2 separate regions of the Homo sapiens genome follow, and region 2 is linked to region 1. Evidence: read pairs that join two places in POLR2A ChIA-PET (ENCODE). Cell type or tissue: PC-9. All regions are shown on one strand. Links, peaks and the distances in the headings refer to the core of each region. The heading gives the core; the rest is flanking DNA. Region 1 overlaps BTN1A1 (butyrophilin subfamily 1 member A1). Region 2 overlaps BTN2A2 (butyrophilin subfamily 2 member A2).

What was found. ChIA-PET counts read pairs that join two places held together with the same protein. Peaks named below come from ENCODE experiments on the same cell type or tissue, not always from the same donor. Only the 100,000 strongest peaks of a DNase experiment are listed, where the experiment ranks them.
Region 2: POLR2A ChIA-PET joins it to region 1 with 7 read pairs; 6 of 35 experiments call an interaction of 5 or more read pairs at or near these places.

What each region holds. Positions count from the first base shown.
Region 1 is chr6:26,507,886-26,516,446 of GRCh38, forward strand. It overlaps BTN1A1 (butyrophilin subfamily 1 member A1), which reads left to right. Exons shown (of 8, transcript NM_001732.3): 6 at 65-85; 7 at 176-202; 8 at 616-2,540. The coding sequence ends at 1,289. All of the region lies in intron 1 of LOC107986583 (a long non-coding RNA gene), which reads right to left. Among named protein-coding and RNA genes, the nearest start is that of TRL-CAG1-7, 9.0 kb to the right of the region's middle. In PC-9, for the core only: no CTCF peak of the experiment used is centred there; no DNase peak of the experiment used is centred there.
Region 2 is chr6:26,392,487-26,399,369 of GRCh38, forward strand. BTN2A2 (butyrophilin subfamily 2 member A2) reads left to right here. Exons shown (of 8, transcript NM_006995.5): 8 at 1-2,388. The coding sequence ends at 481. Among named protein-coding and RNA genes, the nearest start is that of BTN3A1, 6.3 kb to the right of the region's middle. RefSeq lists a silencer at 5,808-5,897. In PC-9, for the core only: no CTCF peak of the experiment used is centred there; a DNase peak (open chromatin) is centred at 1,875.

The DNA of each region.
Region 1 (8,561 bases), core at 1-2,500:
AGTTTTGTCCCCTCCTTTACGTCCACTATAGAAAGCCATTGAGGTATTTTTGTTTGTTTTCCAGAGAGACTCCTGGAAGAACTCAGTAAGTTCTGTCTTCTTGTTATTTCACCCACAGAGTTTTCTCTCTCTTATTATATAACCTGTCAATGACTATCTTTCTCTTTTGTTGCAGAATGGAAAAAGGCTACCTTGCATGCAGGTCAGTGGCTCTGAACTTCTCTAGGGCTCTGAGGCTCTATCCCCTAGGAATTCAAAGTGCTATGATACTTGGAAATGAAAACACTAACACTTTAGTGATGAGGACAGGAAGGGAAACGGTGATGACAGATGGCCTCAACAGTTTCTGTGAGGCACATAGAGAACCCTTGGAAGATGGCACTTCCGACAGAGTCCCATTAGGCCCTAGGCACAGTTAGCTCTTACATCACCCTCTGGCTGCTGGTAAGGGGGGATCCTGTGGTGAATGGAGACCCCTGAGCAGGCCAAACATCCCCCCACCTCCAGAAGACCTGTCAACTCCTACAACAGTGTTCTGTTTCTTAGGAGAAGGAAAGACAGTCCTGCAACCTGTAATATTCACTGATGTCAGACCTGCTGTTTCTTTCTCTCCAGTTGATGTGACTCTGGACCCAGACACAGCTCATCCCCACCTCTTTCTTTATGAGGATTCAAAATCTGTTCGACTGGAAGATTCACGTCAGAAACTGCCTGAGAAAACAGAGAGATTTGACTCCTGGCCCTGTGTGTTGGGCCGTGAGACCTTCACCTCAGGAAGGCATTACTGGGAGGTGGAGGTGGGAGACAGGACTGACTGGGCAATCGGCGTGTGTAGGGAGAATGTGATGAAGAAAGGATTTGACCCCATGACTCCTGAGAATGGGTTCTGGGCTGTAGAGTTGTATGGAAATGGGTACTGGGCCCTCACTCCTCTCCGGACCCCTCTCCCATTGGCAGGGCCCCCACGCCGGGTTGGGATTTTCCTAGACTATGAATCAGGAGACATCTCCTTCTACAACATGAATGATGGATCTGATATCTATACTTTCTCCAATGTCACTTTCTCTGGCCCCCTCCGGCCCTTCTTTTGCCTATGGTCTAGCGGTAAAAAGCCCCTGACCATCTGCCCAATTGCTGATGGGCCTGAGAGGGTCACAGTCATTGCTAATGCCCAGGACCTTTCTAAGGAGATCCCATTGTCCCCCATGGGGGAGGACTCTGCCCCTAGGGATGCAGACACTCTCCATTCTAAGCTAATCCCTACCCAACCCAGCCAAGGGGCACCTTAAGGAATATCTCAGCTCATCTGTTTTCCTTTCCTCTAACCCCTCTCCTCCATAGCCTTCTGAGGCTTCACCTGCTAGCTTTACCCAGTCTGTTTCTTCCTGTTGGGTGGCAATTAATTAATCCTGTGAAGGTTACATTGCTGCTGCTAGAGAGGGTGGGGATTGCACCTTCCAAATCTGTTTCTGTACCAATATTTGGGGGATGGAGGGGTGACTCAAACTGCTTCTAGTGTTCTCCTAATCCCTTAAGACTAGAACCTATAGGAAACTACTTGGAGCAAACTCAAAGGACAGATTAGGGATCGAGATTGGGTCAGGTTAGCATGGGGTTGTGGTTGAAATATCTTGGTATCCAGGATAAGGGTATGTGGAAAAACAGGCTTTAGGCAAGTGGAAAATTCAAAATGTGCTGTGAAAGGACAATCTCAGGCTGAAATCCCATAAAGGAACTTGGAGGGAATATTATGATGGAGGGAAGTGAGGTGAATCCAGGCACATGATGAACACCTGGCTCATCCATAGAGTTTTCACAGCCTATATCGCAAATTTTCTAAGCCACGTCCTATAGGACAGAGGAGACTGGCCCCACTTCTATGGGTCTGAGCTGTGGAAAAGGGAGAGCAGAGAGGAACTGAGATGAGCAGGGATGAAGGGTCAGGCAGAAAGCGTGATAGAGGAGAGAATTTTTGACAAAACTCAAAAGTTGTTTGCACAGCTGTTCTTTGTACCCTGTTCCTTTCTCTGCGCCCTCCTGTTTCTCCCTTGCCTGGAAGTCATTCCACCCTCAATTTGTTGATCCACAAGTTTCCAGTTGTCCTCTTCTTTTTGTTATAGCATCTCTCTATTTCAAAGACATTCCTAGAAGTCATCCTTCAGTGATATCACCACTTGCTCAGTCACCATCTCAACCTTATGTCACCTCAGCCCTCATCTCAATGCCCAAACCCCTTACACACACCTTCAGTTAGCTTCAACTGCCTCCGTTTCCACACTGTGCACCTTTCACTTTCCCTACCCAGCTTTCCTACATGCTGCCTCTCCTCAGGGTCCCCTGAATGCTGCATCATTGTGTTCAGTGCAGCTGGACTGATTGCACCTGTGTATTTGCCCCTGAGCACTTTCCTTTACACATGTGGCTTGTCTTGCCAATAGACTCCAGGCTTATACCTTCCATTTCCATCGTATTCTCCAGTTTCCAGGATAGACGTTGCTCATCGTCTTTACCTAATAAATAAGTTTGTCTGATTGCTGAAAGCAACCTCTTAACCTTTCTTTTTTAATATCAACTGAAACAAAATAAAACATAGGGCAAGAAACCTGCATGGGAATGCAGCTGTCTAAAGCTTTGCCATTGTATGTGGTCTAAGACCCATCCCTAGGCCTGATGGCAGTGGGCTCACCAGGGCAGGTGCACATGGGGGCTGATGCCTCATGAGGGAACAACTGCTTACCAGGGTCTTCAAGCAGGAATACAGAATCTCAACTCAGGAACAATTTTTTATTAGTCCATCCTCATATTTCTGTAAAGAAATACCTGAGACTGGGTAATTTATAAAGATAAGAAGTTTAGGCCGGGCACGGTGGCTCATGCCTGTAATCCCAGCACTTTGGAAGGCCGAGGCGGGTGGATCACGAGGTCAGGAGTTTGAAACCAGCCTGACAAACATGGTGAAACCCCGTCTCTACTAAAAACACAAAAATTAGCCGGGTGTGGTGGCAGGCACCCGTAATCCCAGCTGCTCAGAAGGCTGAGGCAGGAGAATCACTTGAACCCGGGAGGCAGAGGTTGCAGTGAGCTGAGATCGCGCCACTGCACTCCAGCCTGGGTGACAGAGCAAGACTCCATTTAAAAAAAAAAAAAAAAAAAAGATAAGAAGTTTAATTGGCTCATAGTTATGTAGGCATGACAGCTTCTGCTCAGCTTCTGGGGAGGCCTCAGAAAATTTACAATCATGGCAGAAGGCGAAGGGGAAGCAGGCACATCTTACATGGCCATGGCAGAAGGAAGACAGCAGCAGGGACGGGGGAGGAGAGAGGGGGGAGCGGGGGATGTGCTACACACTCTTAAACAATCAGATGTCATAATTAGTCACTCATTCACTATCACAAAAATAGCATTGGCCGGGCATGGTGGCTCACGCCTGTAATCCCAGCACTTTAGAAGGCCGAGGCAGGCAGATCACCTGAGGTCAGGAGTTCAAGACCAGCCTAACATGGTGAAACCCCGTCTCTACTAAAAATACCAAAAAAATTAGCCGGGCTTGGTGGCACATGCCTGTAGTCCCAGCTACTTGGGAGGCTGAGGCAGGAGAATCGGTTGAACCTGGGAGGCAGAGGTTGCAGTGAGCCGAGATCATGCCACTCACTTCACTCCAGCCTAGGCGACAGAGAGAGACTCTGTCTCCCAAAAAAATAGCACTGAGGGGATGGTGCTAAACCACTCATGAGAAACCGCCCCCATGATCTAATTACCTCCCAACAGGCTGCACCTCCAACATTAGGGATTACAATTGAACATGGGATTTGGGTGGGGACTCAGATCCAAACTATATCAAATAATATCCAAAGATCACCCACCCCATTTTTTTTCTTTTAATTACAAGGCCTTAACATTAAAGATTTCCCAAATATTTCCTCCTCTTGCAAAAGTACTGTTAAAGAGTTGGCTTCACTTACCTATACCATTGACCAGGTTACCTTTACAGTAGTAGAAATGAAGTTCACCACCCAAACAGGGGCAGAGGGTAGGTAGCCATTGGCACTCTGGCCTTTTGGATAGCTGAACACACGGAGGTTTCTGGAGGGCAGTGTGTGCACAGAGAAAGCTTCGGAGCTGCATGCCCCTTCCCACACATCTTGCCCTGTACATATTTTCCATCTGTCTTTTCATCTGTATACTTTGTAATATCCTTTATAATAAATCAGTAAACATGTATTTGCAGGATAGGTTGGATAAAATCAAGAGTAAAGTCTATTGAAGGAAGGAGGAGGCTTAGTAGCATCAGTCCCCGGATTTAAAAGGGATGTTTGAACGAAACTGGGATTCCGAGAAGAGGAAAGAGAAGACTAAAAAAAGGAGCTAAAAGAAATTGCTCGATCTATTTATAATACATTATGATGTATTATGAAAGTAAATACCACTCTAATACTTTCAGAATACATTATAATCCTCCCTGCACTTACTTGCTTAAATCCAGCATCTATTTCTGCAATATTAAAATCCTCCAAAGCATTCTATTTCTTTTAGGGGCAAGTAGGCAGTGGAGAAGCTGTGAGCCTGCATTGCATTCTAGTGTGGGCCACAGAGAAGAGGACTCTCAAGTTGAAGAATGGATGGTATCAGCCAGAAAGAGGAAAATGGGCTTGTTTCTGGAGCTGAGGGGAGAGAAAAGGGGGTCAAATGGGAATTCGCTTGGGGTTATACATTACATTCAAGTGTGTATTTAGATACAAGCCTTTACCTCAACACCTTCCTTACCCCCATTCTGAATAGATCTCATGCCAAAGTAAAAATAAAACCAATTCATAATCATTCTATTAAAAATAATAAATATTTAAGAACCTCAGGCAGTTGCTTTACTGATTTAATGTGGAATGTATATCTTAAAATGTATCTCTAAACCTCACCCAGAATAGATGGACTGCCACAGAAATCCCCCTCTGAGAGTAGGGAAAAAGAACAGTCACAGATTATAATCAGCTCTATGACTCCTCTTTCCTTTTTCCCCATGACCTTCCAGGAAAATGGTCACTGGGCACAGTAGTGAGCTTGTGGTAGATTCTTAGGAGATACAATGTCCTTCCTTTTTCCCTCCAGCTCCAGCCCCACACACCCCTTAGAAAGAATTTATGTGGGCCAGGCGCGGTGGCTCATGCCTATAATCCCAGCACTTTGGGGAGGCCAAGGCGGGCAGATTGCTTGAGGCCAGGAGTTCTGAGACCAGCCTGGTCAACATGGCAAAACCCTGTCTATACTAAAAATATAAAAATTAGCCAGGCGTGGTGGCACACGTCTGTAGTCCCATCTATTCGGGAGGCTGAGGTTGGGGGATGGCTTGAGCCTGGGAGGTAGAGGTCGCAGTGAGCCAACATCATGCCACTGCACTCCAGCCTGGGCGACAGAACCAGACACTGCCTCAAAAATAAATAAATAAATAAATAAATAAATAAATAAAATAATTTATGTGATAGAGCTAAGAACCTGCCTTTGGCTCCCTGTCCTGGTGGCACCAGCTATAAGAATTGTGCCCCAGAGATAAGGAAATTATCAGTCTCAGTATGTCTGGCCTTATTTCCAAATCTCCTAAAAGACAAGAAATGTTGCATTGCCAATGCTTTACCAAAGCCTGTCTGAGTTACCCAGGCAAAGTAGGTGACACTATGAGTTCAAAAGCACTGAAACTAACTGAAGTATTTGTTAATGTCTGTTTTTATTTTTAATCTAGAAACAAATACCTTTCCACCCTACAACTAAAAATCATACTAAAAATGCACTTACCCCTAAAATAATAATAGCTGACTTCATTTCACACTGCCAAATGCCAGCTCTGGTAGTCACATGTTTCTGGGAGCCTGCCTCTATTTAACAGAGACTATGAGGTAACTAAGCCCAGACATTCAGATTGTGAGAAAAATAACTGAACAACTTCCCTCTTCCCTAATCAATAGCAGCTCTTCCATGCCATTCCTCCACACATCTTGAGTCATGTCTCTTCTGCCTCCAGACAGCACTCATATTTCCTCAAATCCCCCTCTTGCAATAGTCCCTGACAGCCCACTCCCAAATACATACACATTTACTCTTGCGCTCATTGTATTATTTTAAAATGGAAATAACTTATTTTCCTAAAAATACATGAAAGTATATTTTACAAAGTAAAAATGGTCCCAAATCTCATCACTCAAATATGACCAATGCCAATATTTGGGTTTATCCTTTCATTTAAAATACATATATATATATGTATGCACACACACACACACATATATATACACACACATATATAATATATGTGCACATATATATATTATATATATATATAAAATATATATATGTGGTGCCAACAGCTTCCAAGAAAAGGTCAGATGAGCAACAATCATCCATCATAGAAGACTGGCTGACCATGGAGGAGAGCACTGCATAGGGATTCCATGCATACTTTAAAGCATTGCTACTCATGCTGATTCTGGACTGTCTTGTTAGAACCACAGAACTTTAGATCCCACTGAGAACTCCTGAATCAGAAACTGCATTTAACAACATGGTGATTCATGTGCACTTTAATGTTTGAGAACAGACTAGATGTATGCTTCAAAATATTACGCATCTACTTGGGATTAAAGATCTTAGTTGAAGTAACAAGAGTCTTTCCAGAGGAATATCTCGCTGGGTGCGGTGGCTCATGCCTGTAATCCCAGCACTTTGGGAGGCTGAGACGGTGGATCACCTCAGGTCAGGAGTTTGAGACCAGCCTGGCCAACATGGCAAAACCCCGTCTCTACTAAAAATACAAAAATTAGCCGAGTGTGGTGGCCCACGCCTGTGGCGCCAGCTACTCGGGAGGCTGAGGTAGGAGAATTGCTTGAACCCGGGAGGCAGCGGTAGCAGTAGCCAAGATTGCACCATTGCACTCCAGCCTGGGTGACAGAGCGAGACTCCATCTCAAGAAAAAAAAAAGAAAGAACAAGAAATATCTCCAAATTTTGATCATCGTGCAAAATGCATTTACGTAGCAACTGAATATGCATACTCATAGTATTAACAGTAACAAAGTACTTATTATGCGTCAGGTCCTGTATTTTGTGTGCTGTAATTCCTGCCATTTTTCAGACCCCTAGGAGGTAGGTAGGCATCAGTGCAGTCTCCATTTTACAAATAAAGACTCTGAAGAGCAGAGAGATAAAATGGCTTCTATCACCCGCTAGAGAGTAAGCAGAGATGAGATTTGACTCCAGGCCATCTGACTCCACGGTCCATGCTGTTGGTTAGGTACAAAGTACATTGTCCAGAAAATGACTTTCAAACATTCCTATAAGCTGAGCAAATCTTGTGTTAGTTTACAAAGCAGTATACAACTTAGAACAAGTAGGAGGTAAGAAAGTTAACATAACATCAAGCTACTGCCACAGAAAGACCTTGTACTGGACTGTACAAGAATTTGGCCTCATGTTCTTCCAAGAGAGAGAGGTGAAGGCAGCCACCAGTTCCATTCAAACAGCAAAATAGCAGTGGAAGATAATCAAGTGCCAGGACAGTGGCTTTGGATTGTAATAACCACAGTGAGACACTGTTACATTGTTGCAGTTGTTGAATTGTAGTTCTGGCTGACTAGTTTATTGTTGTTTAAAGCCTTTTAATCCTTTCAAGAGCCTGCTGAAGACTTAATTTTTCTCTCCGTCTGCAGCATTAACTCTCACCTATCGGCTCACTACTCCTGAATCGATGACTCTGGCCCCAACATGGTTTCCAGAATGGCCTTACTTATTCTACTCCTGAACATCTTCTCTGTGACAAATAATAGGTACCTCAAATTTAAGGGGACCAAAGTACAACTCTAGATTCCCTCTGACCAATTTACACCTTACTTAATCTTTTCCACTCCATTAATGACTCTGTGATCCATTTTCTCGAGCCAAAAATATAGGCATAAGCACTAATTCCTCTTTTTATCTCATTTTCCACCTCCAAACGCCTAGTAAGTCCTGTCAGCTCTGCCTTCAAAACATATCCTGGACATGAGCACTTCTTTCCTTCTTTACCACTAGCTCCCTAAGCCATCATCACTTCTTACCTGGATTTTTTATATAGCACCTGCTTCTACCCTTGCCTCTATGGTCAGCTACCCACAAAGACCAGAGTATTGTTTTGCTTGGTTTGGTTTGGTTTGGTTTGGTTTCGTCTGGTCTGGTCTGGTTTGGTTTGGTTTGGTTTGGTTTTGAAATAGAGTCTCACAGCCAGGCGTGGTGGCTTACACCTGAAATCCCAGCACTTTGGGAGGCCAAGGCAGGTGGATCATGAGGTCAAGAGATTGAGACCATCCTGCCCAATATGGTGAAACCACATCTCTACAAAAAATACAAAAATTAGCTGGGCATGGTGGTGTGCGCCTGTAGTCCCAGCTACTCTGAAGGCTGAGGCAGGAGAATCGCTTGAACCAGGGAGGCAGAGGTTGGAGTGAGCCGAGATCATGCCACTGCACTCCAGCCTGGCGACAGAGCAAGAGTCCGTCTCAAAAAAAAAAAAAAAAAAAGAATGAAAAAGAAAAAGAAAGAAAG
Region 2 (6,883 bases), core at 862-3,361, 110 kb before region 1:
ATTCGACAGTCAGCCTTGTGTCCTGGGATGGGAGAGCTTCGCCTCAGGGAAACATTACTGGGAGGTGGAGGTGGAAAACGTGATGGTGTGGACTGTGGGGGTCTGCAGACACAGTGTTGAGAGGAAAGGGGAGGTCCTGCTGATTCCTCAGAATGGCTTCTGGACCCTGGAGATGTTTGGAAACCAATACCGGGCCCTGTCCTCCCCTGAGAGGATTCTCCCTTTGAAGGAGTCCCTTTGCCGGGTGGGCGTCTTCCTGGACTATGAAGCTGGAGATGTCTCCTTCTACAACATGAGGGACAGATCGCACATCTACACATGTCCCCGTTCAGCCTTTACTGTGCCTGTGAGGCCCTTCTTCAGGTTAGGGTCTGATGACAGCCCCATCTTCATCTGCCCTGCACTCACAGGAGCCAGTGGGGTCATGGTGCCTGAAGAGGGCCTGAAACTTCACAGAGTGGGGACCCACCAGAGCCTATAGAATCAATTCCTTGGACTCACAGCCATGCAGATAAGCCCTGGCCATCTCAGCAGCCACCGCACAACCCCCCTAATGAAAGACACGCCCTCCTCCCCTCTGGTCACGTAAGAGAACATCTTCCAGCTGCCTTTTTCACACCCACTCCAGCCCTCTGCCCCAGTTTTCTCCTCCTCACTAGTCTGTGGCTTTAGTAGTTCCTTTGCTTGTAATTATGGGATGGGATCCAGGCATAGGGAACTAGTTGTTTCATAGCTCCCAGTCAAAAAGAAAGTGAGAGAAGCTGTTGGGCAGCGAACCTACTGTTTAAAATCAGGATAACCACATTAAGCCCAATATGCCAGTTGGCACCAGATGCTGTGGACTTGGAATGAGGCCAACAGGGTTCACCAGGATGAGAGAGGAGAGAGGAATCCACAGGACCACCAGAAGGGAGAGGGAACCAGATATGCAGATCAGAGATAGAGGAAGTGGAACCAGAGAGCTGGGAGGGACCAAGGTTGTAAGGATGGCTAAGTCCCACCATAAGAGCTAAAGGGTCCTGGGAGATGATGGCTCATTTCCACCCAACCCCAGGATTTCCACAGCACACACCCACAGGCCTGGACCTGGGATGAAGATGAATGAAGAACATGGACTCATGTGGATGTGGTTTGGCTCAGATGTCCCTGCAATAAACAAGGGGTCAGTACTTAGTCCCTGAGTGTGGTTGAGGTTTGAGGTCCTGGTCGAGCAGGGCAGTACTGGACCAGGTCTACGTCAGCATTCAGGTTCAATGGGGACACCAGTGGCTTCAAACTTCCTGATCTAATTATGTTTTTAGACACTTAGAAGTTATTGAGGACTTTAAAGAGCTTTTGTTTATTTGGGTTAATATTTATGACATTTGACATTGAAACAAAAATTTAAAATGTTATCTTTTAATTTATGTTAAAATAGCATTAATAAATCAGTTATAGGTTAATGTAGATAGGATGTTTTGTGAAAAAGCAATCTATTGTGTCCAAATAAAAAAACAAAAAGTGTGACACTGGTTAACTTTTTCCAGATCTCATGTCTGGCTTAATAAGAGATATTTGTATTATCATATCTGCCTTTGTATTAAACCTATTGGTATATCATAGGTCATGTTAGCTCAAAAAAACTTTACTGCACACTACTGAGAGAATGAGATGAAAAACGATTAATGTTTCATTATTATTATTGTGAAAATATTATTAACACTGGGGACTCCTTAAGAGTACATCAGAGTTCTCTCTAGGAATCCCAAAACCACATTTTGAAACTAGAATAGTGGATCCTGGAAGTTAATCCATGTGCTGGTTAATTTTAGATGTCAACCTGACTGGATTAAGGAATACCTAGACAGCTGGTACAACATTATTTCTGGGTGTGTCTGTGAGTGTGTTTCCAGAAGAGATTGGCAAGTGAGTCAGTGGGAAATTCTCTCCTTCTGTTGGCTGGGTGCCCAATACAACAAAAAGGCAGAGGAAAGGCAAATTCTTCTCTCCTCTGGAGCTGAGACACTCTTCTTCTTCTGCCCTTGGACATCAGAACTCCTGGCTCTCCGGCCTTTGAACTTCAGGACTTGTACCAGGAGGCCCTGGGTTCTCAGGCCTTTGGCTTTGGACTGAGAGTTACACAATCAGCTTCCCTGGTTCTGAGGCTTTCAGACTTAAACTGAGCCATGCTACCAGCATCCCAGGGTCTCCAGCCTACAGATGAGCTGTTGTGCGATTTCTTAGCCTCCATAATCACATGAGCCAATCTCCTTAATAAATGCCTGCTCATAGATCTGTATCTACATCTATATCTGTATGTGCATCTATATCTATGCCTATATCTATATCTATATCATATTGATTTTGTCTCTCTGGAGAACCCTGACTAATAAAATGAGGCATCTAAAATTCTAGCTTGAATGGTAGTATTTTAGGTTTTAGACAATTCAGTAATCCAGTTGGACTGAAAAAATTTAAGTAATCAAAAATTTTATTACTGCAGTTACAAATAGACACAATATTGAAAGAATCAGGAGTGATTTTTTCAATACCTGATTTGTAAAGATGGAAAGCAAGGTTGTTTGTGTTAATGTGTATGTCTTAGTCTATGTGGGCAGCTATAACAAAAATATCACCAAGACTGAATGGTTTGTAAACAACAGAAATTTATTTCTTGCAATTCTGCAGGCTGGGAAATCTAAGATCAACACCCCAGCATAATGGTGTGTGGTGAGGGCCCATAGACTTGTTCACATGCCAAAGGATAAAGATAGATCTGTAGGGTCTCTTTTGGAAGGACACTAATGACATTCATTAGGGCTCCCTCAACCTCAGAGAGAAAATAGAAGGAGGAGATTCCAAACTTCCTGCTGCTGCCCTGACCTGCTCCTGCCCCTCCTCATCTATTTTCTCTGATTTAAGAAGCAGGTATCCTTTCCCCTGTGTCAGGCTAATTCTCCATCCACACCCTGGACTCTCACTCTCCAGTTTCCCTTAGGACTTCTGTGTTCAGTTCATTCATTCATTCAACAAAAATCAATGAGTACTAACTACATGCCAATCAGTGTTCTTGGTACTGGGGGCAGAGAAGTGCACAAAGTGTAAAGTCCCATTCCTTATCATTGTAGAAGACAGAAAACAAAATAAGTAGTAACAGATATGGTGTGTTGGATGATGATAACTGCTCAGGAGATAAATAAATCAGGGGAAGGAATATAGGAAATCACAATTTCTAAAAGAGTGGTAATGAGCAATGGGAGTGAGGCACAGAATACCTGGGAGAAAAGCATTCTAAGTTGAGAGAACAGCAGTGCCAGAGCACAGAGGCAGAAGCACTGTGGTTTGTGTGAAGAACAGCAATGAGGCTGGGGTGGGCAGAGCACACAGGGTGATCAGGAGATTAGGAGGTGACAAGGCCAGAGGGGGTTGAGGGCCAGATCATATATGGCCTTGAAAGTCATCATGCTGACCTGGGCTTTACCTCTCAGAGGGGAGCCACAGGAAGGTTAAAGCAGAAAAAGGACTGGACTTACTTACATTTTAAGAAGTTACTTCACATGCTAGACTGAGATGGGCTGTGGGTAGGGGTGGTGGATGGAGGCCTGAAGACCCAGCTGGGAGCTACTGCAGTGATCCAGGGGAAAGATGCAGATGACTTGTACCAGGGAGGAGCCATGAAAATGTTATGATGCTGGATTTATTTTCAAGACAGAGTAAAAAGGCTTTGCTGATAAACTTACAGGTGGGGTATGAAAAAGGAGGGCATCAAGGGTGACCACAAGGTTTTGGTCCTAAGAAATGGTACAAATGGAGTTGCCACTTACTGAGATGAGGAAACTGAGGGAGAAGCAGGTTTTGGAGGCCAGGGGAGGAGCCAGCATAGAATCCAAGGTCAGTTTTGGATACGTTCAGGTTGAGGAGCTTACTAGAGATCCCCGTGGAGATGCAGAGTAGGCAGGTCAGTAATAAATGTGTAGTCCAGGCAACGGGTCAGGGCTGGAAACACAAGTTTTTCTCTTTATCTTCTTTATCTGCATGTTTGTTGTCATGCCTGTTTCACTTTAATGCATTAGTGATCTATTGCTGCATAACAAATTACCACAAACTTAGTGGTTTAAAACAGCACACATTTATCATTTCAGTTTCTGTGGGTCAGAAGTCCAGGCAGAACTTAGTGAGCTCCTCTGCTCAGAACTTCACAGAGCAAAAGTCAAGGTGTTGGCCAGGCTGTAGCCTCATCTAGAGTCTCGACTGTGGGAGAGTCCTCTTTTCAGATCACTCAGGTTGTTAACAGAGTTCATTTCTTTACAGTTGTAGGACTGAGGGCCCCAACTCCTTGCAGGCTGAAGCTGGAGGTTGCTCTCAGCTCCTACAGGCCTCCTCAGCTCCCTGCTGTGTGGATCCCCATGATGACTACTTTCCTCTTCATAGCCAACTAGGAAGACAGAGCCTCTAGAGTGGGTCAGCTAGCAAGAGAGAGTCTTACACTACATAGTGTAGTCATGGAAGGGACATCCCATCAGTTTTACCATATTTTATTGGTTAGCAGCAAGCCACAGGTTCAGCTCACACTCAGGGAAAGTACAGGCTGCAAACTGCAAGAGGAGTAATCATAAGGGGTCCACTCCAGACTCTATCGGCTACATCATATAAGAAGCTCAATGTTCTCCCATTGTAACTGCCCTGCTTCCTCTTTCCCTGGGCAATACAAACATGCTAACCTCTCTCTAGGTCTCTACTTTCATACAAGCAAAGTCTCAGAAAGAGAACACATACATGGCCATCAGGGACTGTCTGCCATCATGATGGCCACTGCTGTACCACACCATAAACATTGTTTGTTTTTTTCTTTCTTTCTTTCTTTCTTTTTTTTTTGAGATAGACTCTTGCTCTGTTGTCCAGGCTGGAGTGCAGCAGCATGATGTCGGCTCACTGCAACTTCTGCCTCCTAGATTCAAGCAATTCCCCTGACTCAGCCTCCCAAGTAGCTGGGATTACAGGCCTGTGCCACCATGCCCAGCTAATTTTTGTACTTTTAGTAAAGCGGGGTTTCACCACGTTGGCCTGACTGGTCTCTAACTCCTGACCTTAGGTGAACTGCCCGCCTCAGCCTCCTAAAGTGCTACATTACAGGCAAGAGCCACTACTCTCAGCCCATAAGCATTGTTTCTATCAGTTACTAATGGTTTCCCAACCATTAAATCCGTTACACATTTCTATTTTCCCCTCCCACCCCCGTGCTTTCCTTTTTAGAGAGACAGGATCTTGCTCTGTCACACAGGCTAGAGTTCAGTGGTGTGATCATCGCTGACTGCTGCCTTGATCTCCTGGGCTCAAGCGATCCTCCTGCCTTAGCCTCCCACAGTGCTGGGATTATAGCTGTGAGACACTGGGCCTCGCTTGTCATTATACACTTCTGTCCTTCCTTTATGGACAACACTGAGTTCTTCATAGACCTGCCTGAGTAGGTGTTCCTGCCTATGTGGCGTCTGCCTCATCAATCCCCAGGGCCCTCTTCTTGGCCTTTCCCTGCTCCTAGGGAGATCTTTCTCAGAATTCTTGCTTCACTTGCTCCAGAACTGCTGATATTCCTTAGGCTTTCGTCTTGGCCTCTCTTTTCACACCACATATGCTCTTGTGGGGTCCAATCCGTTTTCAAAGCTCTATCCCATAAGCAGACTCCCACCAGCACTTGCATTTCTGTCTCCAGCCCCACGCATTCCCTGAATGCCCACTAGACATCTCACAATGAGTGTGTCCAAAACTAAATTCCCATCAACCCTGCCTACCCATCATTAACTGAATGAGTGACACCACCTAAGAGTCATTTCAGCCTTCTCATGCTCTCTTTTACCTACCACTTCTGACTGATAGCCAGGCCCTGCTATTTATACTTCCTTTCAATAGTCTAGCTCAGTGGTTTCATCACAGACTCTGGAGTGAGACAGCCTGGACTCAAAGCCCAGCTTAGAAAGAAACTACTCATGTGGCCTTGGGGAGTTATTTAACCTCTCTGGACCTCAGATTTTATATCTATTAAATGTGCGAAATAAGGTTTCTACCTCTTAGGGTTGTCATGAGTCGTATTAATACATGTAAATCTCTTAGCACAATACCAGCATGGTAGCAGGTTCTATGTAAGTATTTCCTAGTATTAAAGTTAGTAATCAATAAAGTCTCCTATCCCCCATTGCCAAGCCACCATAATTTCTTGCCTAGACTGTCACAGTAGCTTCCTTCCTGGTCTCCCTATCTCCTAACATCTGGCCCACCGGATGAGGATGGGATATATTGTGCAACCCCAGCAGACATCATCCCATAGAATACAATGTAAATGGCACCTCCTTCCTCCCATCTTCCCTGCACCTACCTCACTTCTATTTTAAACATACACATTTCCTCATGTCAAACTTTTCAGATATTTTCCCTTCACCTTCCCACTAAAACTCCAACTCCACAGCAGACATCTGTTGATGTTGTCTCCAGGGGAAGTGGATTTAGGACTCATCAATGCAGGGATCAGAATTGAGCCTTTCAGAATGGAAGACAATGAAATTCATTGAGGGTTACTACTTGCAGGGCCTGTGCTAACTGCTCCTTAAATAACTTATGGAACAGATCTCATTTCTGCCCTACAGATGAATAAACAGAGACCTTGAGTAATTAGTTAACCGGCTTTGGGTTCCAGGGCTAATGAGTTGTGAATGAGAACAGATGAACATAGAAAAAAAAAATCTCGAGACAGTAGATAGTAAGGCAGTGTGCCTTGGATGTGCTGACAGATATCTAGATACAGCATAAAGAAAATGTGTGTTCATGAGAGTTCTTAATGGCAACAAGAGGTAGCATGATATCCATGAGAAATGGACATTTGTTGATGAGACTAACTAAACAAAGGAGACGG